Regions from separate parts of the Homo sapiens genome. Here regions 1, 2, 3, 4, 5 and 7 are each linked to region 6. The links are chromatin loops, found by intact Hi-C in ENCODE. Cell type or tissue: mammary epithelial cell. All regions are shown on one strand. Region 1 overlaps PCDH15 (protocadherin related 15). Region 2 has its middle 46 kb from the start of MBL2. Region 3 has its middle 570 kb from the start of LINC02672. Region 4 overlaps PCDH15 (protocadherin related 15). Region 5 has its middle 290 kb from the start of LINC02672. Region 6 has its middle 110 kb from the start of MBL2. Region 7 overlaps LOC105378308 (a long non-coding RNA gene).

What was found. A loop is a pair of places that touch in the nucleus more often than their neighbours do. Peaks named below come from ENCODE experiments on the same cell type or tissue, not always from the same donor. Only the 100,000 strongest peaks of a DNase experiment are listed, where the experiment ranks them.
Region 1: it touches region 6 in a loop (19-fold over the local background); 12 of 110 quality-filtered maps call a loop at or near these places.
Region 2: it touches region 6 in a loop (8-fold over the local background); 11 of 110 quality-filtered maps call a loop at or near these places.
Region 3: it touches region 6 in a loop (14-fold over the local background); 11 of 110 quality-filtered maps call a loop at or near these places.
Region 4: it touches region 6 in a loop (8-fold over the local background); 4 of 110 quality-filtered maps call a loop at or near these places.
Region 5: a loop joins it to region 6, with 13 times the contacts of the local background. A loop is called at or near these places in 5 of 110 quality-filtered maps.
Region 7: it touches region 6 in a loop (2.5-fold over the local background); 6 of 110 quality-filtered maps call a loop at or near these places.

What each region holds. Positions count from the first base shown.
Region 1 is chr10:54,401,173-54,405,172 of GRCh38, forward strand. All of the region lies in intron 3 of PCDH15 (protocadherin related 15), which reads right to left. Among named protein-coding and RNA genes, the nearest start is that of MIR548F1, 200 kb to the right of the region's middle. In mammary epithelial cell, a CTCF peak has its summit at 1,636 (motif pointing left); no DNase peak of the experiment used is centred here.
Region 2 is chr10:52,816,517-52,820,516 of GRCh38, forward strand. No RefSeq gene overlaps it. Among named protein-coding and RNA genes, the nearest start is that of MBL2, 46 kb to the left of the region's middle. In mammary epithelial cell, a CTCF peak has its summit at 1,589 (motif pointing right); a DNase peak (open chromatin) is centred at 1,635; H3K27ac peaks cover 290 bases.
Region 3 is chr10:53,597,273-53,601,272 of GRCh38, forward strand. No RefSeq gene overlaps it. Among named protein-coding and RNA genes, the nearest start is that of LINC02672, 570 kb to the left of the region's middle. RefSeq lists enhancers at 353-1,111, 1,112-1,869, 1,870-2,628, 2,629-3,385. In mammary epithelial cell, no CTCF peak of the experiment used is centred here; a DNase peak (open chromatin) is centred at 1,789; H3K27ac peaks cover 1,698 bases.
Region 4 is chr10:53,995,724-53,999,723 of GRCh38, forward strand. It overlaps PCDH15 (protocadherin related 15), which reads right to left. Exons shown (of 38, transcript NM_001384140.1): 21 at 1-42. Among named protein-coding and RNA genes, the nearest start is that of MIR548F1, 610 kb to the right of the region's middle. In mammary epithelial cell, a CTCF peak has its summit at 2,434 (motif pointing right); no DNase peak of the experiment used is centred here.
Region 5 is chr10:53,314,357-53,318,356 of GRCh38, forward strand. No RefSeq gene overlaps it. Among named protein-coding and RNA genes, the nearest start is that of LINC02672, 290 kb to the left of the region's middle. In mammary epithelial cell, a CTCF peak has its summit at 1,550; a DNase peak (open chromatin) is centred at 705; H3K27ac peaks cover 842 bases.
Region 6 is chr10:52,882,131-52,886,130 of GRCh38, forward strand. No RefSeq gene overlaps it. Among named protein-coding and RNA genes, the nearest start is that of MBL2, 110 kb to the left of the region's middle. RefSeq lists an enhancer at 2,095-2,809. In mammary epithelial cell, a CTCF peak has its summit at 2,285; a DNase peak (open chromatin) is centred at 2,011; H3K4me3 peaks cover 293 bases; H3K27ac peaks cover 1,371 bases.
Region 7 is chr10:52,949,702-52,953,701 of GRCh38, forward strand. It overlaps LOC105378308 (a long non-coding RNA gene), which reads right to left. Exons shown (of 4, transcript XR_945968.3): 4 at 1-3,269. Among named protein-coding and RNA genes, the nearest start is that of LINC02672, 78 kb to the right of the region's middle. In mammary epithelial cell, CTCF peaks have their summits at 423 and 2,302 (motif pointing right); no DNase peak of the experiment used is centred here.

The DNA.
Region 1 (4,000 bases), 1.5 Mb after region 6:
AAAACCTGGCTTTGTCTAAAAACAACTTTAGCTATAGATGGTCACTTTCTGTAAAGGCTTTTCTTTGTTATTGTCATAGCATTACAGAATATTGATGACTTCAATATCACCTACACAGAAAAACTGTATATGACTTTTGGAAAAAAAATGAGAGATTTAGGGCAAGCAAAGTTATGCTGTTGTAGATTCAAAAAAAAAATTGACATTTTAGGTTAAGTATATTTTCAATGTTTCAATTATAACTGTAAATCTATAAATGCTGGTAGAGGTAACCTCATTAGAAATAACTCCTTATTCTAAGAGCAAAGAGAAACCTGAAATGCTAAAATGGATACTCATTCTTAATAGGATCAAGAAACACCAAATACCCGTCAAATATCCGAAGATTATATTCAATGACTCTGAACAAGGAAAAAAGCAAAAAATTAAGTGAAACATGAATGAAAGAAATTACAGAAATCTAAACAAAGGTATAATCTATATTAATGGATTGTAAAACTCAGTAGCTTAAGGATGCTAAAATCTCCTCATGTAATGTCAATAAAAATTTCATCAATTTTGAATAAATTGAAGAATTAAGTCTAAAACATATACAATTCAAATTACAAAGTATATGCCCATAATTTATGACTTTACTGCTTAATTCTACCAGCATATAAAGAAGAACACATCTTAAACAAACTATTACAAAAAATAATAGGAAACACATACTATTTTGGTTTTTGATGCTAGCATAACCCTGATAACAAACCTGACAAAAATACATCAAAGAATAAAAAGTACACATGAATATCCTCATTAACACAGATACAAAAATACTTAATGAATTTATTTAGAAAATAAATCAAATCCAGCAATCTATAAAATAATGCATTATGACCAAGTTGGTTTTACCAAGAATGCATGGTTGGTTTAATGTATAAAATACATAAAATCTTATTAACAGAGTGAGGGAAAAAAACATAACTCAAACAACACAGAAAATTCATGTATCAAAAGTAAACGTGTTCAAGATAAAAAATATTAAGCAAATTAGGAATAGAAAGTAACTTCCTCAATCTGATAAGCAAAATATTTACATTAAAGAAAACAGAACTAAATTAAAGCTGACGGGAAGAAGAAGGCAAGATTATACAATCTTATAATTTCTATTCATCATGGTAGTTGGAATTCCTAGCCACTGAAATAAAGCAAGGATCAATGACATATATTAACAACAAAGAAGAACTATGCTCCTATTTAGAAACAGCATGATCGTTTATGTATAAAATATTAAATACAGATAGGCCACCTTTTATTGCTTTCTTTATTAGTTTATTGAACTCCATAAATACGGCATTTTTTTAAAAGTTTGAAGATTTGTGGCAGTCCTTCAAATAAATAGCAAATTTATTAGCCATTTTTTCCATGTGCTCACATCATGTCTGTGTGTCACAGTTTGGTAATTCATGCAATATTTCAAATTTTTTCATTGTTATATCTGTTATGATTATCTGTAATCAGTGGTTTTTACTATTAATTACTATTATAATTATTTTGGGATGCCGCAAACCATTCCCACATTACATTGAACTTAATTCATGAAATGTTTTGTGTGTTCTGATTGCTCCACCTACTGGCCATTCTCCCATCTTTCTCCATCTCTTCAGGCCTCTGTATTCCTTAAGACACAACAATATTAAAATTAGACCAATTAATAACCCTACAATGGCTTCTAAGGGTTCAAGTGAAAGAGTTGCACATCTCTCACCTTAAATCAAAAACTAGAAATTATTGAGCTTAATGAGGAAGGCATGTTGTAACCAAGATAGGCTGAACGCTAGACATCGTGCATCCAACAGTTAGCCAAGCTATGAATTCAAAGAAAAACTTCTTAAGGGAAACTAAAAGTGCTATTCTAGTGAATGCACAAATGATAAGAAAGCCAAAAAACCTTATTGGTGATAAGTAGAAAGTTTGAGTGATCTGAATAGAAGATCAAACAAGACACAATATTTTCTTAAGCCAAAACAAAATCCAGAGCAAGGACCTAGCTCTCTACATAGCTATGAAGGCTGAGAGAGGTGAGGAAGCCACAGAAGAAAAATTGGAATCTTGTAGATGTTGGTTCATAAGGCTTAAGGAAATAAGCCATCTCCATAACACAAAAGTACAAGGTAAAGCAGCAACCACATGATTACATCAATAGATGCAGGAAAGGCTTTCGATAAAATTCAACACACATTCATGTCAAAAACTCTCAAAAAAGTTAGGTATTGAAGGAATAGACCTTGAACTAATAAGAGCCATATATGAAAAACTCACAGCCAACATTATACTGAATTGGCAAAAGCTGGAGTATTTCCCTTGAAAACCGGCACAGGACAAAGATACCCCCTATCACCACTCCTATTCAACATAGTATTGGAAGTTCTGGCCAGAGCACTCAGGCAAGGGAAAGAAAAAGGGGCATCCAAATAGGAAGAGAGGAAGTCAAACTACCCCTGCTAGCACAAGACATGAACTTATATTCAGAAACCCTCAAAATCTAGGCCCATAAGATCCTTAAATTGATAAACAACTTCAGCAAGTCTCAGGATACAAAATCAACGTACAAAAATCACTAGCACTCCTGGACACCAATAACATTCAAGGATCCAAATCAGGAAATCAATCCCATTCATAACTGCCACACACTCACACACACACACACAAACACACACACAAACACACACACACCTAGAAATATAATTAAACAGGAAGGTGAAAGATCTCTACCAAAGAACTACAAAACACTACTTAAAGAAATCAGAGATGATACAAACAAATGGAAAACATTCCATGCTAGTGAATAGAAAGTATTATTTTTGCTAAAATACCTATAATATCCAAAGTAATTCATAGATTCAATGTTATTTCTATTAAACTACCAATGACATTCTTCACAGAACTAGAAAAGGCTATTTTAATATTCATATTATAAATATTCATATTTATTAATGATAAAATATTCTATTTTAATATTAATATTCAGGCCCCAAAAAAGGACCTGAATAGCCAAGGCATTCCTAAGCAAAAAATACAGAGCTGGAAGCATCTGGCTACCCAACTTCAAATTATACTACAGGGCTACAGTAACCAAAACAGCATGGTACTGGTACAAAAACATGCACATAGACCAATGGAATAGAACAGAGAACCCAGAAACAAGGTCACATGCCTCCAACTATCTGATCTTTGACAAAGCTGACAAAAACAATCAATGGGGAAAGGACTCCCTATTTAGTAAATGTGTAGGGAGAACTGACAAGCCATATGCAGAAGATTAAAACTAGACCCCTTCCTTATACCATATACAAAAATGAACTCAAGATGCATTAAAGACTTAAATGTAAAACCAAAAACTATAAAAACCCATTTCTCTGGACACAGGAACAGGCAAAGATGGCATGACCAAGATGCCAAAAGCAACTGCAACAAAAGTAGAATTTGACAAACGGGATCTAATTAAGCTAAACAGGTTCTGTACAACAAAAGAAACCATCAACAGAGTGAACAGACAAACCTACAGAATGGGAGAAAATTCTTACAAACTATGCATTTGACAAAGGTCTAATATTCAGCAACTAAAAGGAATTTAAGCAAATTTTTAAGGAAAAAAACCATTAAAAAGTGGGCAAAGGACATGAATAGACACTTTTCAAAACAAAACATACATATGAGCAACAAGCGTATGGAAAAAAATCTCAACATCCCTAATCATTAGAGAAATCCAAGTCAAAACCACAATAAGATACCATCTCGCACCAGTCAAAATGGCTATTATTACAATTAAAAAAGTCAAAAAATAGCAGATGCCAGTGAGGTTGCAGAAAAAAAGCAATGCTTATACACTGCTGGTGGGAGTGGAAATTAGTCCAACCACTGTGGAAGAGAGTGTGGTGATTCCTCACGGACCTGAGAACAGAAATACCATCCGACCCTGCAATCCCATTACTGAGTTTATACCTGAGGGAATAAA
Region 2 (4,000 bases), 66 kb before region 6:
TGATAGATAAAATACGTATTTTAAAAAATTAGTCTTGGGCAGAATTGATTTGGCCTAAGTTATAATCTATGAAAATGACAATGTATGAAAGTTATAATGTATGAAAATCTTCTGATAAAATCTTAGCATTAATTGAAAATATTGTGTATGTTTTCTTGTCATGTATAAATCAGGAAAGTATTGTTTCTTGTCAACATAAACTTAATAGCGTCTGATATTTGAGACTTATTGGTTAACTTTGAAATCTTCATGACCATTTTTTCTGGCAACTAGAACTAAAGAGACAATTGGCTCATAGAGCAAAAAATGAATGGAATTTAAGAGGAGAGGAAGGAGCTAGGATTTTGGATGCTCTTTTCATCCCTCATGAATATTGGAAAACTACATGACTTTGGAAGGATCTTTGGCATCAAACATAACTTAACTTTAATTTTGACTCTATCATTTTTTGGCTGTGCTGTCTTGGTGTAGCTACTTCTATCAATGTTGATTTCCTCATTAGTAAATGAAAAGAAATTATGCCTCCTTCTCAAGATCATTGTATTAAATGAGATATACATGTATGCCACAATGCGTGGCAAATACTAGAGGCTCAACTGATGTTATTTAGTTTTATTGTTGTTTTTGGTAAATGATGATATCAAGTGCAAAGGTCAGGTATAGAATACTCGCATAATAATGGTTGAACAAATTCTTATGATGACAATCATTAGCTGTAGTTATTATTTTTCAAATCTCTAATAAAGAAAAGCGAAGTTGTATGGGTCAAGAAAAGCCCTGGTTGTCACCCTTAGACTCCTTTGGCTTTGAATTCATTACCTAGTGATCTCTCTTCCCATTAACAGTTCTATGGCTCTTATTCTGGCTGGGGGAAAGGGCATTGGTACAACCCACAATACAGGCATATCTTCTTTAATACAAAACCTGTATGTAGGAGCTATTTCTCACCACCTCCTTGAATTTGAGAGTAACTTCAGGCCGATCATTTTTCCAGCCTGGGATCCCAAGGTGAGAGATTAAGTGCTTTTGTCATTATTTCTTGGAGAGATAGGGATGTTCAGCCTCCTGAACTGTGAGCCAGAGGCTTTTTATATGGAAAGAGCATTTTGATGTGAATTGTATTTTGTGAAATATGAATTTCAGCACCAAAATACTGTAGTCCTCACAGTTAACCTCTTGTTGAACATTAAATCAAATTATTGTTACTGGGAAAACTCCATTACATTACAAAGCAGAGCCAAGATTCTCAGGTTTACAAGCTTCATGTGCTAATTACATTCTGCTGCCGACAGCATGGGTGAGACTCTAAGGACATTTGGTATTCTAGAAGCTTATTTTATGGAGCCAAATTTAATCAGAATGTGGGTGACAAAAATGGATCATGACGTTAATGATCTACTGCATTAGAGTCCAAGTTGTTCATTGAGCGAGTGAGAGTAATGTTGTACAAGGTTTTTTTTCCCAAGAAATATTATTTTTCCTTACCTCCCCCAAGCAGTTCTGAATTGACCTTGGCAATGGAAACTAAAACCTCATTTAGGCCTGACAGAGAAGAGCTATGCCCTTACAGGTGCTAAGAGTATTGTTTGCTGGCTTTGAACACTAGATGGCAGAAATGCTCTTGTTAAGATTTGCCAAGTTGTCAAGGAGAGCAGTTTTATTGACAGCAATGATGAGCTCTCTTAATTAGTCACCCATACACATGAAAGCCACACAGGATGCTCTAATCGAAAGGGAGATGTACTTTGCAGTCCATAGGGAACTAGTTTTTACAATACGAATGGTTTGGCCGAGGATGCTTTTTATGAGGCCTGCCTATTCATTTCAGTAATGGAGTGGAGTCATCTAGGGCTTTGCTGCCCATTCATTAATGGGGAGTGTTAGGAGAAAAAGCCCTGACAGATCATTGTGTTTGCTCCTGAAAATCTCTGCATATGAGTTTTGGTGCCCAAGAAAAGACTGAGAGAAATAGCTTACTGCAATTTTTTCTCTCTCATGGTTGAGAGGAATGATTTGCTTCACAGCAGAGAAACCTAATTAAAGAATGGACCTTAGTAATGATCTAATAACCAGAATCTTGTCCAAGTGGTACTCAGCTATGTTACCATGCCTCAATATTATCTCTGACACTTTTTTGAAAAAAAAAAAGTAAGTGTCTCGTTATTACTCTAGCCACACAGAGTCAGAATCCCTGGAATATCTATATTGAAAAGGTATGTGGATGATTCTGAAGTGCAGAATTTTTATCCTTTAGTAATATTTTTAATTCCAGAATCAGAGTCAACCCTCCGTATGCTAAGTGCACTCGAAGGACCCAGTCTCCACAACAAAAAATTTTCTCTCAGCCTAACTGTAATGTGGATGTCTTCTCACTGGCCACTGGTTTGTATCAAAGACTCCTGGGATAAAGTGTAACAGTTATATAGAATGTAAGTCATTAGCAGACTTTAGCTTTATAGATTCAAATGATTTGATAGATTTTTCAAAAGTGATAAGTAAAGCACTGACTTAAAGCACTGAATTTCTCAGGGTTGAGAAAGGATTTTGACCTTAAATTTTGAGAAATACGGGGCTGAGTAGAGTATGGCACTGATACCACTAGTCACCTGGAAGGCAACATGTGAAGGGACTGGGGTTGTTATCAGGAAGGTGATGGGCTCTTGATCAGGAATTTGGAGGATACTTAAAAAAAGTCTTTGTCTGTTTTCTGACTCTACCATGGGCTGGCCAGGCTCTCTGCTGAGTATGAAAGAGCCCATTGAAAAGATATAATTTTAAGGACAGGAATGGAGAAGCTGCATCCAGTGGTTTCAATGGTACATTTAATCTCTAGGTGATCACAGAACAAAAGTCAAATCTTCTCATGTTGAACATTCACTTTTCTTTGTGTACAGGTTTTGGGGTTTTAGGAGTTGTTGGCGAGACTCTAAGACATTGAAATGAAAGGTTAAAAAGTGAAAAGTTCTATCAATCAGTCAAATGTGTGTGAGCCCAGTCTGCTTGATTATACTTTTCTTGTTGAGTTGATCTGCTATTTTAGTGTTATGAAGGCACAGTTTAAATTGCCACTCAATTTAAGTAGATTGTGTCTAACACTAGTCACTTCGGTGAAAAAAAATCAGTTGAACTTATTATTTGATGCCATGAAATACCAAAAACTTCCCTGATTTACTTAGCTTTTGATTCTTAAGTACTGTGTTAGCAAGGAAGTCCTAGCTAATCTGTTATGAAAAAATATCCAGAGAAATACCATTTTCTATTTTGGAGAAAAAAACATATTTATTAACTATGAATTAGCAAACTACTCCTCTATTTATTCATTAAATTTTACCAGAATCTTTTTCTCTTAACAGCTGCAGTAACATATTCATTATTATAACTTCATGAAAAATAAACACTGAATTCAAGAAACACAATAAATGTCTATGCCAGAATACATTTTGTATTCTTAGCTTAATCAACGTCTTAAATACCTGCTTTAGAAAACAGACTTGATCGACTTTCCAATATTTACAGTGATCTTGATGCAGTTCATACATAATGGCTAGATTTCAGAAACACTAAAAGGGAGCATAAGATGTACAGGAAAGTTTCCTCACTGAAAAAGATATTCATGTTTTCACAGCAGCCTGACTTTTTAAGTTTTGCAGATTACTACTATGCAGGGCATAGAATTGGAGTGAGTAATCCTCCTCATTCACTGATACTCTGATTTGAAACTTTTGCTGAAACCTGAAGAAACATACATTTCCCAAGCTATATTTTTTTTATTGCAGGCATGTATAAAGACTGCAATTATTTCTCAAGGAGAACCTGTCATAAATACTACATTGGAAGTTAGTCCAACATTTATAGCTTTAGCTTGGAGTTGCAATTGCTGGCAATATGTAAACATATTTGCCATTAGTGTTGAATAATGCTCCCTCACAGTCACAGAGAACATTGTTCTGCATTTGTGCTTCTTAATCTTGTTGAATAAGAGCATTGCAATGCAAGAAGG
Region 3 (4,000 bases), 720 kb after region 6:
ATTAAAAAAAGAAAAAAAGAAAAGTCTTTTCTACATGTCTTCTTTTACTAGATCACCTTCTAATCAGTGTGTTTCCACAAAGGCGCTGTTCAAAGAACTTAACAAAATCATGTCCAAGCTTAAGAGGCCCTCATTTAAACTCAAATATAAGACAAATGTTCAGCTGCCTGAGTCTCTTTTTGTCTAAATGTGATGGCATCATTGATACACTAGAGAACCTTAGCACTGGGAAAGCCACCCAGGAGAAAAGTATATGATTTATGCTTCAATTTGAATTTAAGCTTTCAATTTAAGCTTTAAATTTAAGAAAGTATGTTCCAGACATACTTTCTTGGCTTTTTAAATAATTTTTCCCATGTAACTATAAAACCAAAGGAAATGACTGGGACAAATCTCAATCAATTTAGAGGTTTATTTTGCCACAGTTGAGGACGTGCCTGGGAAAAAGGAACACAAAATCACAGGAACATCTGTGATCCATGCTTATTCCAAAGAGAGTTTGAAAACTTCAATGCTTAAAGGGGAAAAAGCTTTAAATAGGGGAAAGAGGGAAGAAAAGAGGCAGAATAAATAAAAGACTTGAAGCGGTTGCATTCCTCTGAGGCTTTTAATGGTGTTCACTGAATTCACATTTTACATGTGAAAAGAGTGGGTAGAGGAACAGTCAACCATGCATGTCTCACACTCAGTGAATCTGGATTTTTCCATAAGATAAAGTAAATACAGAGTAGAGGAGGCAAATATGCATTTGTCTCAGGGAGTGGAAGGAGGACTTTCAGTCCTGCCTTTGTTCTGTGAAGATAAGCTGTTGATTTACATTGTCAAGGCAAAACTTAAAAGAACTCTGTTTTAGGCTAAAGATCTTGGGGCCCACAGGAATTTCCTTGTGAGCAAATTGTGGAAAGAATCCCTGGGGAGGTATGCTGCCTTCTATCTTTGCAGCTGTCCATTTAAGAACAAAACGGGAGGCAGTTTTGTGTGACTCAGTTCCCAAGTTTAACTTTTCCCTGTGGCGTAGTGAGTTTAGAGTCCCAAGATTTTATTTTCCTTTCACATAAAATAATCCATAATTCCCATATTTTGATTTTCTCTATAGTAATAACTCACTGATTTGGTTAAGATCACTTTCTACATGCTTTCCATAGTTTCTTGCTCTTTAAAAAAAGTGGCATCCTCAATTTGTTTTGTGTATCTAAACTGCTTTAGTATACTTAATTATTTTGACCAAAAAGCTGCAGTCTCTTTTCACAAGTTTGTTTTCCATTATTTAATGTTGAAGATATAATTACTGTTTTTGCACAAAAACAACTAGTGTTTTCTGAGCAAACCAATCATGGATCAATTTATTTTGTATTCTTCAGTTTCTCTTCTTGGATGGTAGATTATATGTTTTCATTGTTGGTGGATAACTACTTTCTTATATAACATAAACTTCACTGTAGTGAATATAATAGTACCATGAATATGCAGGTTTCATCTATAAATCTTCTATTACAGTTTCTTGACATTGCTGGCTAAATTCTTTGAAAAAGCACATCCTTAAAGTATCACCCATTGGCCAAAAACAGATCTTCCATTATAAAGAAAGCTTATGTAAATAAAAATTAAAATCTCAGAACCCTCCAAATGTATGCAAAAATGAAGATTAAGCCCTGAAGCTGACTCATTACAATACCCTCTTCCAAATGAATAGCTGTTAGTAACATTATGGGTCAACCAAGTCTCCATGGAAAGGTAAAAAGCCTCAGGCATCTGGGAAGGGCTGCCCCCGCAGATTATTCATAGGCAAATTCTTTGCTAGCTTCCCATTAACAAAGACACACCAATTGTAACTTTAGGTCTGCAATCTAAGTCTACCTCCTAAAATTCCACACCGATTACACATTTATCTTCCCAGGTGCAGAACAAAGTCAAGGCTCATTTCCTATACCCATACTCAGAGACTTTGCATAATTGACTCTTCCTTAACTCTCTTTTCTTCTGCAGACATCCACATTACCTTATGTTAAATGTGGATTTACTGGGCACTAACTGAAGTCCCACCGGAATGTAACTATTCACCTTACTGCCTGCCTGTCCCTCTTCTTACATGCCTCTCCCCATCACCCCTTAAGGAAATGTTTATGGTAGAGTTTATAGTTTATGATGCTTAAACCTTATGGCAAAACACTAAACCTGAAAACCTCTTTGGGAAAAACAACCACACATGTGCTTATGGCTCATATTATTCCTGGAAATGCCCTAAGTCGGGCTTAATAAACCTCAGTGATTGAGACTTATGCCTCAATCACACATTTCTCTTGTCACTTTTCACAGACCTGGGTATCATGATGGGTTTAAATAGTTTTGTTTACAAGTCTACTATTGTATGTCCTTATAGAACCTAAGATAAGAAAGGGATAGACACAATGAAACCATTATTGACAATTCATACATACACCAGACATATACTATTCTAAAATGAGTCGCCCGAGCACGGTGGCTCACACCTGTAATCCCATCACTGAGGCAGGCAAATCTCTTGAGATCAGGAATTCTAGATCAGCCTGGCCAGCACAGTGAAACACCGTCTGCACTAAAAATACAAAAATTAGCCTAGTATGGTGGTGTGCACCTGTAGTGTCAGCTACTCAGGAAGCTAAGGCAGGAGAATCACTTGAACCCTGGAAGTGGAGGTTGCAGTGAGCGGAGATCATACCACTGCAAGTCTGGGTGACAGGGCCAGACTCTGTCTCAAAAAAAGAAAAAAAGAAAAAAGAAAATGACCCTTTCTGAATGATCCTAAAATGATCACCTCAATACAGCAGGGCGCGGTGGCTCACGCCTGTAATCCCAGTATTTTGAAAGGCCGAGGCAGGCGGATCACGAGGTCAGGAGATCGAGACCATCCTGGCTAACACGATGAAACCCCGTCTCTACTAAAAATACAAAAAATTAGCCAGGCGTGGTGGTGGGCGCCTGTAGTCCCAGCTACTCAGGAGGCTGAGGCAGGAGAATGGCGTGAACACGGGAGGCGAAGCTTGTAGTGAGCCGAGATTGCACCACTGCACTCCAGCCTGGGCGACAGAGCGAGACTCTGTCTCAAAAAATAAAGATTTTGAAAGTCTTTGAGATTGTACCCTTTACTCTCTTCCTGTAGTAAAGCTTTACTATCTTATTAATAAAATTGGTAAGGCATTTAAAATGGATGAGGAAAGAATTGCGTTGATGGTTTAGTCTTAGGAAAGGCTATTATCCTTTAAACTGTAAACTAAATTTTCCCCAAAATTAGCTTGGCCCACACCCAGGAATAACCAAGAGCAATTTGGAGGTTAAAGGCAAGATGCAATTGTTAGGTCAATTTCTTTCACTGTCATAATTTTCTCATGGTTATAATGTTTGCAAAGGAAGTTTCACTATTCGGTAGGGTAACTGCTTACCAAAATATCCAGGCAAGTGAGTGAAATATTTAACAGACTGAAAATCAATGCAGTCGTTTTTATTATACAAAACTAATGATTGTGGTCATGATATTCAAAATAAGAATTATCTAATAATTTGTTTAAGTACAAATACCCATAATGTATGAAATTAATAATGTTTCTTACATGAATTATCTTCTAATAATTTTCTTCTGCAAAAACTTTAACTTTCTTTAAAAATTGGAAACAAAATAATCAAATTGTGGTCCGACGTACTCAACTAACTTGTAAATAACAGAGATGGAGTGTACAACAGTGGAATAGCCAATACAGTGGACATCAACCTAGGTTCTAATCTAGATCCTGTTAGAACCTGGTTGTACAAATTTTAGCAAACACTTTCATCTCTCAGATTTTTAACTGGGTAATAAAATTTTGAAAGAATTGAACTCAAAAGTCTGTTTCAGATCTAAAATTCTAAGATTCTACTTGATGGTAAATATTCTCAAACATTCTTTTCAAGAACAACAACAAAAAAGTCACCCTGAAAAAATTCAAGTGCTAGAGAGAAATGGTTGCCCAATTTTTTTTTCTTTTTG
Region 4 (4,000 bases), 1.1 Mb after region 6:
GTATATTCGTTTACTAAAGACAGGAGGATAATCATTCATATCCTGTAAAACACAATTAGGAGTTTAGTACTTCAGTTGAAACCAGGTTAGGGATACAGTTACTAGATTGACTCCCAGTCTTCATATCACACAACTTATTTACCACTGTCAGCCTTCCATCCTCTCAATTCCATTACTCTCATTTCAGACTGGCACCTCAGAGGAAACTGCCAGAGTTCTCATACAATATTAATGTGTGGATATCAACTGAAGGCCGTTCCACTGGAATAAAGTCTTTCACCCTCAAAAACATGCCTTTTGGAGACTGAAGTGACCCTGGAATTTTTTTCTAACTTCTAATGGTAAGAGGTAAAATTTTAACATTTGAAAATAAGAACAAGTTTCTTTAAAAGCTACATTCTGTGAAGCAGGCGTAAAAGATTTTTTTTAAATGCTCTTTATATGTTTTTATAGCAATGTAAATTATTTTATATACTTAGCATAATACTGACTAGAACATTTCAGATACAAACTGTGAAATATCCTTTGTTGCCATTTTACATGATAAAAGGAGATTTTCTCTGCAGCGCACTAAAATAATGACACTTAAGATTAGATATATTTATACACAGAAAACAATGTTAATTTACTGAATTTTTTTCAGAGCAACTTATATGTATCTTATTTTTCCAATTTGGCGCTATATATGCATTGTTATTCATGCATTGTCAAGTTCATTAAATAAATAGTTATCAGGTATTTCCCACTTTCATCAGATATTTAGCACTTCAGTGCGAGGCACTGAAGATACTGTTGTGACTCAAGAAAAAGATGTCCCTGTCTTTGTGTCACTTAACTGCCATTAGGCTAGTAAAAATACTAATCTGCAGAAAGGCTAGTAACTTTGACTAAATTAATCTACTTATCAGGGCCAAAATAATAAATCAAGTCCCCTGAAAGGAAGACCATATTTTTCTGAATCATTTTATCTTTTAGAGATAATTGTATATAATCTTTTGTCAATAAATAATGCTTATTCATATGGCAGATTTATTTATTTATAATATTTTAATAATCCTTACCCTACCGTGTTTTGGGTAGTGTGGGTCAAACATATTTGAACTGAAACCTAAATTTGTTAATTATCTGCTCTTCTCCTCCAAGTCCCCTTTTTCTCACTTGCTAGTAAAAACAAAATTTAAAAAATTCTACATATTCTTTGATATTTGCTTAGACACAACAATTTTCCTGTACAGTATTAAGCTGGAAACACATAAATTAACAGATCTCAAACTTCTCTTTTTGCAAAGAAGTCAGAATAATTATTTCTTACTATCAAACAATGCTTCCTTTTATATTCGCCATAGAGTTGAGTTCTGAGTAGTCAATATGAATAAACCTGCATATTCTAATAGGAGAACTTGAACTGTACACAAAACTGAAAAATAAAAAATATCATTTCTTCTGTTTTGAAATACAGTATTCACCATCTCTTCTATGAAAAATATTTTTACAATAAATTATGGACTTTAGAATCTGAACAAGTAAATGAACCGAGAAGTTTTAGTTCTCTATAATGAGGACTGTGAAGGGTATTGATCTTGAGGCTCCATGCAGGGAGTAAATATATAAAACATTAGCATTCACACATTTTCGTGCCCTTTCCAAGAGTGCCAATTAACTTAATAAGTGGATGTGGTAACTAAGGGTGTGGAAATCCTTTAGCACCCCTAAATTGTAACTTCTGAAGGTTCGAAAGGAAGGAGCCCAACACTGCAATGTTTCCATGCATGAGTTTCCAATGAGCTCATTATGTTCTTAAAAATTTTATTCTTTATTTTATTCTCAGGGGAAATTTAAAACCTTAATGTCACAAGGTACTTTTTGGAAAATTTGATTCTTCAGAAACAAAAAAAATGTATATACTTTTCCAATTATGTCAACACAGCTGTTCACAGTGTTGAATATGATGAACTTTTTATTTGCTTGGGAAGTATTCATTGGATTCACCTTCTAACTTGAATGTACAGTGATTCACAAACTGATTAGACACACACCTAAGACTGTAAATGACTGAAGCCTATGAAAAGATTGGTTCTCTTCCCCCTTTATTTTCTATTGACAGGATGAAGAATAAATTAATGTAGTTATTGTAGTAGTATTTCTTTTTATGGCACGTTGTACATACTTTGGGGTTATAATCTTTCATTGTGGTTACAAAAGCAGCTAGTTGCATATAGTTTTTCCACAATGCATTATTTCAAGAGGAGAAATGTATTGAAATGCAATTCCAACAAGCATAATCAATAGTTCACTGTATTTATGCTCAGGGACATCTGAACAAAAATGTATATAAATCGGCTTCTGTGCAAATGTTCTCTTGTGCAGTAAATTAAGGACTCGCTCAGCACTCCAAAACCATGCTCTTTTCTCTTGCCCATTATTCCACTAGAGGGTAGTATTAGCAAAAAGAAATATTTCCTCCTCTGTAGTTAAGAATTGTATCACTAAAACCCATAATATTTGTTTCTTTTGGTAAAAATTTTTATTGGTCTCAACAAAAAATAGTTTTAATGCTTCAAAAGAGTATTCTGAATGTTATGATTTACAACTTGAAAAACCTTATGGTTTTTTTCTTAAGGAAAACTTTAAAAAATGGTTATACTCATAAAGCCTGCAATTTGTTTCCATGTGTCAAGCAAATAAAATTATACCTGAAGGTGTAGGTAGCTAACAGGAGAAAACTATGTTTTATTTATTTATTTGCTACATTAGAGTCTGTAATAATCACAGAAACCTTTTCTCCTTTAGCAGACTACCAAGAAGATGTAAGGAATCTTTTTAATGATCATGCTAGGAAGATAAGAACTTGCTGGTAAGTTTGTAAATGTAATGACAAGTTGAAGTTCTACACACACAAAAAAAATAAAAATAAAGAGAAAAAGATGATAAAATTTTTGATTTTCTGGAATCACAGGCAAAAACCTATAGAACAGTTTTTATTTAGAAGATAAGTAGAAAGTTCTAACTAGTTGGAACTTGATCATCTTTTTAAAAATAACGTGTAGGCTGGGCACGGTGGCTCGCATCTGTAATTCCAACACTTTGGGAGGCTGAGGTGGGCGGATCACCCAAGGTCAGGAGTTCGAGACCAGCCTGGCCAACATGGCGAAACTGTGTCTCTACTAAAAATACAACAATAAGCCTGGCATGGTGGCGGGCACCTGTAATCCCAGCTACTCGAGAGGCTGAGGAAGGGAGAATTCCTTGAACCCAGGAGGCGGATGTTGCAGTGAGCCGAGATCGCGCCATTGCACTCCAGCCTGGGTGACAGAGTGATACTCAGTCTCAAAAAAAAAAAAAAAAAAAAAGATATGTATATAGCAAATGCCAGTCCTTACCATACTAAAGCTAATTCAGGCTCTATGAGGAGACACAGACAGTATAAGCCAATGGGCGGAATGACTTTAGTTGTTTCTGTCTTATGGTCTAGCATTAGCATTATCCTTGTTGAGCTATATGGCTGCTCTATAATGCCTTGAGGTTTATGGAGCCGATACCTACTTTTACGTGGGTGTATGGTTGATTGTTTGCCTCTTACCAGTTCTGTTTTCCACTACTAGACACTTTCTATTTGCTGTCCAAGTTGCTGTTTCTCATATTTCTCATATTATTAGCATTCTGCTGGGTTTTTTTCTCTCTCAATTTCTGTATTGTCTCCTTGTCTTTACTGACTTATTTCCCTTCTTTTATGCTTCTGCATAAAAAGTCATAAAAGGCTACATCTGCAGCTAAAGAAAATATTTGATATTTTTACTGCCAGGCTAGGCATATTCACCACAAGCTGATTTAAGAGGCCATGGGCCATAAGTGAACATTGGTGGTAGCCTGGCAGTACTCCCCAAGGGTCTTTGATAGTGGCACAGGGTAAGGCTCCTCTGCTTGTGGAGAAGGACTGTTTCTCATAGGTTGAGTGCCTGCTCAGCCACAGTACACAAGAACACAAGGTAGAATTCTAAGG
Region 5 (4,000 bases), 430 kb after region 6:
ATTTGGCTCTTTGGTAAAATACCAAATACCTGTAAAAGTATGGGTCTATTTTTGAACTTTCCAGTCTGCTCCAAGATCTTCTTGCCAGTCAGTTCACCAGTGTGTACACTGTCTTTACATGATGAATTTATAGGAAGTTTTGATATCAAGTAGTATAAGCCATTCAACTATTTTTCCCTTTTTTCAAAATTCCTTTAGATAGTCTAGGTTATTTGCATCTTGTATAAATTTTAAAAATTGCTGGTCAGTTTCTACTAAAATTCCTGTTTGTAATATAATTGATATTCCGTTGAATATTTAGAGACACTTTGTAGAGAATTGTCATTTAAAAAAATAGTTTTCTAAGCCACGAATAAGCTATATTTCTCCATATACTTAAGTCTCAGTTAATTTTTTCAGCAATAGTTTGTAGTTAGTGTAGAATTCTGGTAAATTTTATATTTTATTTCAAAAATTATATATTTTATAGATTCTATCATAATTTGAATTTTTAAGTATATATATTTTATTTTTTTATTGCCAGCATACAAATGTACAATTGTGTTTTTTGGCATGTCATCCTCGTACACAGGGACTCTTGAAAGAACTAGTCCACCATGGGCTCTGAACTTCCCCACACATTTTTGTTGAGTGTATCAAGAATGCAAGACTCTGACCATTCTCTACCTCAGCCATTTCTTAGCATTACATTTGCAGCAAGCTGCTGTTGTCATGAGTAATAAATTCTTTGTCTGTGACCCAGGAGTCTTGGGCCTTCTGCCAAAGAGAAAAAAAAGTGACAGGCTAACTTGTTAGCTTGTAAGTAGAATAAAATCTGAGACCCTTCACAGTTCTTGGTAACTCCATTGCTAAACTCCCTTATTAATTGTTAACAGTTGTTTTTTAGATTCCTTGGGATTTTCTGTATAAACAGTCATGCCATCTGATAGTTTATTTTTTTCACATTTATTGCTATTTAAAATTGACAAAATTGGCTGTACTTACTGTGCACAACACGATCAAAACAAGTGTTAATGAGGATGTGGAGAAAAGGAAACTCTAATAAAGATTTAATTCTTCCTTTCAAATCTCTAAGATTTTACCTTATTTTATTGTGATACCAATAGCTAGACCTTTAGTAAAATGTTCAATAGAAATGGCTAGAGTAAAAAACCTTTGCTTTTTCCCAATCCTAGATAAAAATCATTCAATATTTAGCTATTAAGCATGATGTCAGAAGTAGGTTTTTTGAACATGCCCTTTACTAGAATGAAAGTGTTTCCTTCTCTTCCTAGTTTGGTGACAGTTTTGACTATGAATAGTTATAGCATTAAAAAGATTGTCTAAAAGTCATAATTATCATATATTCTTTCTCCTTTATTCTATAAGTATAATGGATTATGTTTGAATATTCAATGTGTCTCCTAATTTGTCTTCTTGGAATAAGCCTTAACTGTTATAGTATATGGCTTTTTAAATTATTATTCCACTGTATATTGTTCCTAACTAGCCACTTTGGCCCTACATATGAAAAGATACTGTCAAACTATTATCTAATGTAAATCTGTCTTTGGCTCAGGGTGGCAGCATTATACCATGGTTTAAAACTTCAGCACTAAAGTTAGGCTACATAGCTTCAAAAATGCTTCTAGCATTTATTAATATTAATTTTCACCCTTTGAGAAGTTATTTAACCAGCCTTAGTTTAACCATCTCTGAAATTGTTATTGGGAACAATAACAGTACTATTGTCATACAACTGTGAGAATCAAGTGGAAAAATATGAATAAATAGCTGATAAATGAGAGCTTATCATTATTTGAGCAACATGTATTAAACATCTGACCTGATTGTTGCAACTGGAATAATCAGGTCAAGTCAGATACCTTAGTACATGAAATAATTACTATCTTATTACCTAAATGAACTGATTGTTTAATAAAACAGAATCAGTTGTAAATGTTTGATTCAGTTTCTGTGAAGTTTCAGCTTGATATTATGTAATATTGAAATTTTGGTAGTTTACTTTTTAAAAGTGAAAAACTAGCTTTTTTACATTTTTCACCAGATGTTCTTTTACCAGAAAGAAGACAAGAACCTGGGAAAAATTTCCTCTGTCCTTTCATATTTCTAGAGGAAATATGAGAAGAACCTGGTTAAAACAAAACATCTCAAGGGTAGAGGATGTGGGCTCTAAAATAATAAGTCTGAGACAAAGAGAGACTATAGAGGGAAAAAAATAATGTCTAGTGCTAGAAAGTAGAATAGAAATGGACTTAGGAATATGCCTCCTCACTTTGCTCTTCCTTCTGATACACTGAAGATAGCCTGCTCCCTACAATTTTAAGATACTTTCTTAAGATGCTTTTGTCAGGAAACTTTGAAGTAAATGGAGATACGAACTGGCTCTGGGAGAAATACAAATGATCAATAAAATCGTGAAATGATTCCCAACCTAACTAATAACCCATGGGATATGAATTAAAATAGCCATTCAGTAACTTGGGTGTTGGTCAGAAGACAATAATTTTAAAGTGCATTGTGTTTGATTTGTTATTTTAAACCAACAAATAGCTCTCTCTACATTCTATGACATAAACGATTCAGATTCCTTACATTGAAAAATCCTTAAAAATCACACCAATAAAAACACCATTGTATTAGTAATCTCGAGGTACTATTTGGGTCTGATGTAGTTACCTGAGGATCTATTTCTTATCTTATAATCATTTTAAAGAAAAGCTATTATTCAATAGAGGTAATATTTTTCATAAAAGTATTATGGAGTAGATGAAGGTTGACAATTTTATGCTTAAGAAAAATGTTTCCAAAATACAACATAATTTGGAAAATGATAGCATGTGAAAAAAAAGTCTCGAATTTATCTTTTTGCTCTATGCTTACTTTTCCATGCTTGTTTCTTTGTTCACTTGTAATATACTAGCTGCCTCCAGGCGAAATTCAATAGCTTTTGAATAGTAATAAACAAATCAACTTAGAACTTAGCTTGAGTTATGAAAGGTACATATATTTGGTTTTCAGGAGGAAAGGAAAGACTCATGTAGACAAAACCCAGTTAGCCCTGTGGAAATTAGGCCAAAGCAATGGGAACAACCTGAAATCACAGCATGACATTGAGTGCAATGAATAGATGAAAAGGAGCTTGAGGCTTAAAAAATAATCGTTTATAGCTTCCCTGCTTTCATGTTGGTGTTTTGGTTCATTACTTAGAAAATAAAGATACAAAGACCTAGAGAGTTAGATCATAATTAGAAAAGAGTCACTGGCTTTCAGGGACATTTGTTAGGAGAAAGAAATCTTTTTCTCACAATAATCCCGCAATTTAGTTCAGATGCTCCATATCCAAATTGAATGGATGTTGTGAGAAATCAGTCAGTTTGTAAGTCAGAATCTATCCACCTGGCACTAGCAAATCAAAGCAAGCATTACCCTGTGATCTACAACTTAGACACCAAACATGGTTAAATGTCCTAAAAGATATATGACATTGTGACCTGAAAATTCCAGGGAAGCACAGTGGTAGCTGATGTAGATTTTAGACTCAGGTTTAGAATCATATAGTTCATAGAGACTGGTCATAGGTTTTATGGCTAAACATTGTCTTTAGCATGGATATTTCTCTTTAAATTGTGTTTGAATAAAATATTATCTTAAATTTTTATATTATATAATTTTAACAATAAAAATAAAATTTTAAAACTGAAAATGAAAGTCGCGAAATTATCCTTAGCATGAATACAATGTTCAGATATTCATGGGATTGGAAAAAATTCACTCTAAGTTGTACTCTGTCAAGCAAATGTTGGGGGCCTAAACCATTTTCAAAGTAGTTGTATAACTATTTAGGTTTTAATTATATTTTACTATGACCTCAAAATAAGAGTGACAAGAAAAGAGATTAAAATAAATGCCCACTATTTGTCAGATATAGTGCAAAACACTTTAAAAATACTAGTTGATTTCATTCTTCAAGATAAACCTGCACATCTTCATTATCTTC
Region 6 (4,000 bases):
AAATGAGTCCAGAAATAAATTAACAAAACAAGGCAAAACAATGGAACAGAAGAGAAGTTATGTTCAGCCACTGACCCCTATTTCCTCTCTAATTGCTTATCAGCTTTAGCGAAGCCCTTTTGTACTCAAGGAAGCCCCTTGGTACTCTCACAGTCCTTTCTTTTTCTCAGTGAGATCTCGCCCTCAGAAAACTGCTTGTAAATTTCTATAATGCTAAAGTGTAACTGACTATGTGTTGCAAGGGCAAATACAAATTATAAGTAAGATTCTTAATTCTCCCTGTTGAAAATAAAGAGACTTCCCTCCCTTTTCCTAGACCACTTACTTTAGAAAACTTATACTGTATGTATAAGTTCTTTCTCTTTTTGAAATGTATGTAAATCTTTTTAAAAGCAAAATAAGCCACTTGGCAAAATAGTCTTTCTCAAGGACCTAGGAACCGTGTCTTTCAAATGTAATCAATGAAGGTAGGTAGCACCATATCTCCCAGTTTCCGTGGGAGGGTAGGAACCCAACTTTGGTGAGCACCTTAATTCAAGTTACAAAACTATCTTCTTCCATAAAGATATGAGAAGCTTATTTTTTCTTTTGTACAAATCAATTAATTAACACAGGTAGATACCACAATTACCAGGGGATTTTAAGATGAACTATGTGTGAAAAATGGTGCCGTCAAGTCCTCTTACTTGAGGACTAGTTATTTTTTACCTTGAGGGCACGTGTAGAATGGGTTTATCGGCTTGGCTATATCAAAGCGTAAGATTTCATTCTGTCTTTGCAAATTCTTAGCAGACTATTTGTGATACGCATCACATTCTGGTTTAATGCTTATTCAATAACAAAATTGTTTTCTTCCTCTTCTAAGTTTGTGAAGAAGTTTTTTGGGTTGGGATGAGATTTTGTTTTTAATTATATTTTCCAATATAATATACTTTAGGTTCAGAGACATTTGTATTTTAACTGGTGCCAAACCTTTAAGATTAAAACACTGAATTGCTATAAACTTCCAAGAACCAGTGAACTAAAATGGGAGGTTTATCAGGAAGTCTGGGAAGAGACATGTGTTAAAGAAAAACTTAAAGCAAGTTAAATTTAACAGAGTTTATTTGAGCAATGAAAAGGCTCTAAAACAGGCAGCACTTCAGATGGAAGATGGTTCAGAATGGTGAGCTGTATTTATAAAAAGAAAGAGACAGGAAATTACTTATTACAGAGATTACCTGATTGTTGCAATTCTGCATTTGCCTTATTTGTGAGGAATTTGGCAACGTTCAACCTGGGATTGGCTACTATGGATTGAGACTCCATTGCTTGGTTACAAAGGCATACTCTTAGGTTAGGTTAGAACTTGCTTTCACGCCAAGCTGTGCTGCAGTTCACTACATAGAGAGAAACTTTGGCCCAAATTTTATTAACCAAATATGGAAGGTGCTTTGAGCTAAACTTAAATAAGTTTAACATATGATTCAGGGCCAGGTGTGGTGGCTCACGCCTGTAATCCAAGCACTTTGGGAAGCCAAGAGTTCGAGACCAGCCTGGCCAACATGGCAAATCCCCATCTCTACTAAAAACACAAAAATTAGCTGGGCATTGTGAAGGGGGCCTGGCTAAGGCAGGAGAATCGCTTGAACCCAAGAGGCAGAGGTTGCAGTGAGCTGAGATAGTGCCACTGCACTCCAGCCTGGGCAACACAGTGAGACTCCATCTCAAAATATATGTAAATAAATATAAATATAAATATAAATATATATATGATTCAGGAATACCTGAAGTTCTACACATTAACCAGTCTCTTGGGAGTGAGGAGCACTTTTCTTGGAAGGAAATAGCTGCCCTCCAGTATTTGGTAACAGTCTGCACAGGTTTGTAGCCTAGGAGCAATAGGCGATACCATATAGCGTAGGTTATGTAGTAGGGTCCTTCATCTTTGTTTGTGTAAGTACACTCTGTAATGTTTGCACAAGGATAAAATCGCCTACGGACGAATTCCTGGGGATGCGTCATCAAGCGAGGCATAGCTGTGGTTTCTTACCTGCTTTCTCTGTGGCTTCCACCTTCCATCCGTAAGGCTACTTTCCACAGAGTACACAGAGTCATCTTTTTAATATGCCGAATTACATAATTCTATGCTAAACCCTCCGAAGATTTCCCATTCCTCTTAGTACGTCAGTGACGGTAGATATTGAGACCACCCGATGGAAGAAGAGCGCGTAGGATGTGTTCTGTGACCTACATGCCTATGTCCAAGATAACAAAGGTCAGTACAAATGGGAGTAGAAGGTTGTCATTTCACCTGTTATCCCCTAGATGGTAGTGTGGAACCGCGCAAACTTCTACCTCCGTTGTGATTTCTATGGGGCATTGATGGTGCAGTTATTTTAAGTTGAATCTTCAGGCAGCCTGAACTAAAATCGACAGGAGTTCCTACTTTTTTTCTTTCTTTCCTTTTCCCGCTCCCTTTCTCCTTTTTCAAGAGTGCTAATTGTAGCTTCGAAAACGTGCGCGCGCGCACATACACACGCATCCCAAATGGCAAAATTCTCAAGGTGCTAGATTCTCTCAGAAAAGCACGTCTGCTGTTCCTGAATGTAGACTAAACAGGGTTTCACGTCCAGGAGATGGGGGCTTAGGGAGGGGATCTTCCAGGGAAAGCATTCGAGCTCCCTGGAGCCACGACTCCCTTTAGTGGCTTGTGTCTGCAGTTGAGGGCTGCCTGGCAGACGCCCGGACATTTGGGAAAACAGTCCAAGGTCTTGCAAATTTCATCCAAATTCATCACTGTTACAAAATGCTGCTGTTTTCTTTCTTTTTCCTTTTTTTTTTTTTTTTTTTTTGAGACGGAGTCTCGCTCTGTGGCCCGGGCTGGAGTGCAGTGGCGCGATCTGGGCTCACTGCAACCTCCGCCTCCCGGGTTCAAGCGATTCTCCTGCCTCAGCCTCCCGAGTAGCTGGGACTACAGGCGCCCGCCACCACGCTCGGCTAACTTTTTGTATTTTAGTAGAGACGGGGTTTCACCGTGTTGCCCAGGCTGGTCGCGAACTCCTGAGCTCAGGCAATCCGCCCGCCTCGGCCTCCCAAAGTGCTGGGATTACAGGCGTGAGCCACCGCGCCCGGCTTCCTTCTTTCTTCTGAGGGTGAACTTCTCTAAATGTAGAAACATTCAGAGAATAGGTGGTCACAGGAGAGCAGGTTTGCGCTGGCAGTGAGGGTGGGGTGGCTGGTTCAGAGAACAGAACACACCGGAGCTGTTGATCATTTCCCAGGGAATGGGAATGGAAACAGAGTCACAGGAGCTCCTAGTTGCTGTCGTTTCTTTCAATCAGTGGTTTTTGTGGAGGCAAGAGGCTCCATTGAGCTTCCCGTGGGCATTAGGCTACATAATTTGCAGGTCCTAGAGAAAAATGAAAGTGCTAAGCAAAACAAAAACAAAAAACAAAAACAAAACAAAAAAAAAACAACAAAAAAAAGAATTTTAATACTGGGACTGCAGAGCATTAAACCAGATTGGTCCTCCCAAGGACAGGACCCTATGTGACCACCGCTCTGTTCACACCCATAAAGCCCGTAAAGCTCTGCCACCGGGCATCCACCTTTCCCCCATATTCAGTGCGATATGCTTGTATTTAGCCTTGTCTGTATCTCACTTTCTTAAGCTTTAGGGAGCATTGATTGTGGTATCTTGGACCTACAGGAGAGGTTTTCTCAACAACCTGTGAAAGGAGCTGCTCGCTTTGTAGAAACCATGCTCCTAACCCCTCTTTTTATTCATGTTAATTTAATGTCTGCCTTGATATTGTTCAAAGGAGCTTCCTCAAAATTGGGTGTTTCTGAAGCCTAGGAACAGACGCCTTCTGTTTTGTTCTGAAACAGGCTTCTAAGGAGGAGAATCCTCGATTTGGAAGGGCCCAGGTGAGGCCATGGTTGAACTCAGACCCAAGAAGAGAGAGGCTTTTTATCTGCCTAAAAGCAATCTTGTTTTGGTGACAATGTGTGGGTGGGT
Region 7 (4,000 bases), 68 kb after region 6:
CTGGAGAGCTGCTTGGTTAGTTAAGTCCTGAAGGTGGGGGATCTTGAAATGGCTCTTTAAAAGCTGGGCCAGTTTTACTCCTCCCAGATGGGTGGTAGAATGTAGATGATTGATTAAAGCTTCCCCGAGAGCTTGGGGCATGAAGATTCTGAAATCAGGAAGAATCCACCAACCTTCCTGATTTTTACTGGCCTGAAGATCCGAAGTTTGTTTTTCTTCCTCTGGGGAGTATTCTGGGTGGCCTGGCAAGTCTGGTTGCGGAAAGGACACAGCGGGCAGCAGGGTGAAAGGCACGACCAGGAGCCGAGCTGCCTCTCAAGCTGCAGAATCTGCTCTTTGGTTACCTCGAGCAACGGCCGTGTCTTCTCTTTGATGTCCTTTGCAGTGAATTACAGCCACCTGCTGAGGGAGCCAAACAGCTTCAAGCAGGGTCAAAATTTCTTCTTTGTCTTTTATAGTTTTACCCGCGGAGGTGAGTAGCCCTCGCTCTTGATAGATGGCTCCACGTGCATGTGTAGTAGCAAAAGCGTATCTGCTGTCAGTGCAGATATTAATACATTTGTCCTTACCCCATCAGAGGGCCTGAGTGAGGGCAACCAATTCAGCCCTTTGTGCCAAAGTACCTGCCAGCAGTGCCTGGGCCCACAGTACATATGAATCTATAGTAACGGCCGCACCAGCCTTTCGTACTCCCTGTTTAAGGAAGCTGCTGCTGTCTGTAAACACAGTGGTATCTGCCTCCTTTAGAAGCACATCTTGGAGATCAGGTCGCCCAGTTTCTGTAGTCTCTAACAGTTCTTGGCAGTCATGGACAGGTGTGGTAAGGTGTGGATCAGGGAGCAAGGTAGCTGGATTTAAACACCTTGTGAGAGAGAAAGTTAAATGAGGCTGATCTAACAGTAAGCTCTGATACTGCAGGATGCGAGCATTCGACATCCATTTGCCAGAGGCACTTCGTAGCAAATTCTCTATGGCATGAGGAGCCGTGAGGGTTAAATTCTGGCCCAGAGTCAGTTTATCAGCCTCCTGGACCAGGCTTGCTGTTGCCCCTACAGCTCACAGACAACTTGGCCACCAGGAGGCCTCAGGGTCTAGTCTCTTAGACAAGTAGGCCACTGGGCATTGCCATGGTCCCAAAGTCTAAGTGAGTACCCCTTTAGTGACTCCCTGGCTTTCATGAACAAAAAGGTGAAATGGTTTTGAGATATTTGGGAGGACAAGAGCAGGGGCCTCCGTTAATACCTTTTTCAGGTTTAGAAAAGCCTGTTCTTCTTTGTCAGTCCAAACTAGCGGGCCATTAACTCCAGTAGCGGTATAAAGGGGCTTGGTGATTTCCGCGAACCCTAATATCCATAGGTGACTGTCCCACAGCCCCCGGGAATTCATGTACCTGTCTTTTGGTGGTGGGAGTGGAGATTCGCAGGATGGCCTTCTTTCAAGCACTGGTGAGTGCCCTTTTTCCCTTGTTTATCTCGTACCCCAGGTAGGAAACTCTGGGAAGACAAAGCTGGCCATTCTTGGCCGAGACCCGATACCCGAGTTCCTGAAGGAGGTAAAGTAGGTCCCTAGTATGTTGCAGGCAGCTGTCAGTAGTTTTAATAGCCAATAACAGGTGGTCTACATACTGGAGAAGAGTGCAGTGAGGGTTACTGGCTCAGAATGGTATAAGATCCTGTTGGAGGGCTTCCCCAAAAAGGGTAGGGGAGTTTTTAAAACCCTGGGGTAATTGAGTCCAGGTTAATTGGGTGGTGTCTCCCGAGCCAGGATCTGTCCATTCAAAAGCAAAGACAGGTTGGATTTTGGGGGCCAGAGGAATAGCAAAGAAAGCATCCTTTAAGTCAAGGACAGTATACATTGTATGTTCGGGCGGGAGCAGGCTGAGTAAAGTATAAGGGTTAGGCACAGTTGGATGGATGGTAACTGTCCACTTGTTAACTTCCTACAAATCTGTACAGGCCGGTAATCATTTGTTCCGGGTTTCTGGACCGGCAAAAATGGAGTATTCCAGGCGGACTCACATGGTGGGAGTATACCAGCTTGTAATAGTCGCTGAATATGGGGATCGATTCCCTCTCTAGCCTGCTGACTCACAGGATATTGTTTTACCTGGACTGGCAGCAGTGGCCAGGAGCTCTACAACTACTGGCAGATGGTGCTTTGCCATTCCTGGGGGGTTTGATTCGGCCCAGACTCAGGGAAACAGAGTCTGTAAATCCAGTAGGAGAGGATTAGTACTATTTCCCAGCAGTTGTGAGGGTGAAACTAAGAGATATTCCTCTGACAGAGGGGTGGTTAGCAGAAGCTGAGCAGTAGGGGGTGCTGTGTCCCCTAACATGATGTGAGCTTGTTGGGCCGAGAAGGAGATGGACGTCTGTAGCTTATGAAGTAGGTCTCGTCTGAGGAGGGGGAAGGGGCACTCTGGGACTGCAAGAAATGAGTGGGTTACTCTTTTCTGTCCCAAACTCACCTCTCGTGAGTGGGTGACAGGATATTCCTGAATAGCTCCCATAGACCCTTGCACAGCCACCTTTTTATTAGAGACACTGCCCAAGGGTATCTGCAGTACCAAGTGTTCCGCCCCGGTGTCAATTAGGAAGCGTATAGGCTGGCCCCCCAGTGTGGCAGTCACCATGGGCTCCCAGGGGCCAAGGGAGAGGGAGCCCCGGCCCCATCAATCATCAGATTCCTCCGCAGCAGGGAGGGTGAGGACCTTTTTCTCTTCTGGTTTTTCTTCTGGTTTTAATGGGCATTCCATTTTCCAGTGTCCAATCTGCTTGCAATAAGTGCATTGGTTTCTTTGTAGGGGAGCCTGCTCAGCTTTTGGCCTTTCTGGCAGGGACCCGGGATCCCTTGGCCAGTGCTCTGTGATGGGGGCCCTTCTGTCTTGGCTTCTTGGATGGCAGCCACGAAGATTTTTGCCTGTCTTTTTGATGCTTTGTCAGCAGCCCTTTCAGCTGCCTGAGCTGCCTGTTTTTGCTTTTTAACCTCTCAATTGTCAAAAACTTTCTGGGCTATCTCTAAAAGTTGGCTGGTGTTCATTCCAGCAAATCCCTACAGCTTTTGTAACTTTCTTCTATCAGGGGCTGCCTGAGCCACAAATGCCAAATTAATAGCACGGCTATTCTCGGGAGCTGCCAGGTCAAAAGGGGTATAAGTCCAATAGGCCTCTTGGAGGCATTCTAGAAACGCTCCTGGTGACTCATCGGGCCCCTGGACCACTTCAGTTGTCTTCGACAGATTCATGGGTTTTCGAGTGGCTCCCTTGATACCTGCAAGGAGATACCAATGAAAATTATCCAAAGCTCTCTTCCCACTTGAGGAGTTTGGATCCCAATCAGGCCAGGTAGAGGGAAAAACCTCCTCAAGGAGGTCTTGGGCTTCCTCCTCTGGTCTACTGGCTGATGTAAGGAAATACTTTCTGGCCTCTCTTTGGATACGGTCCCTCTCTTCAGAAGTGAAGGTTTAAAAGGAGTTGCTGACGGTCATCCCAGGTGAGCTGGTGGGTCCAGAGCACGGACTCTATCAGTGAGGTCAAGACTTGGGGCTTTTCAGAGAAGGGGGGATTATGAACCTTCCAGTTGTACAGGTCAGAAGTAGAGAAGGGGACATAAACTAAAAATGGAGCAGAACACTCACTGCCCGGGGGGATTTGGGACTCTCTCAGTGGGAGGAGGGGGGCCACCTCCTCCAGCCAAGGCTGTAATTGGGTGGCTATAGGGAGAGAGGCCACAGGGGACGTAGTCGAGGAGACAAGGGAAGATTCTGGGGGAGCAGGAGGGTTATAGGGCGGCAGACATGGGTGAAGAAAATTTTCCTCTTCTTCAGAAGGAGGCAGTACAGGAGGAGCCGAGGGAGGGGAGGGTTGGGGCAAAAGTTTGGTCCGGCTCAAAAGGACCTTGGAGGTGGGATCATGAATGGTGCATGAGCAGAGCCGTGGAGGAGGGCTCCAGACCAAATCTAGCCATTGATCAATGTAGGGAAACTGATCGGGGTGTCTGGG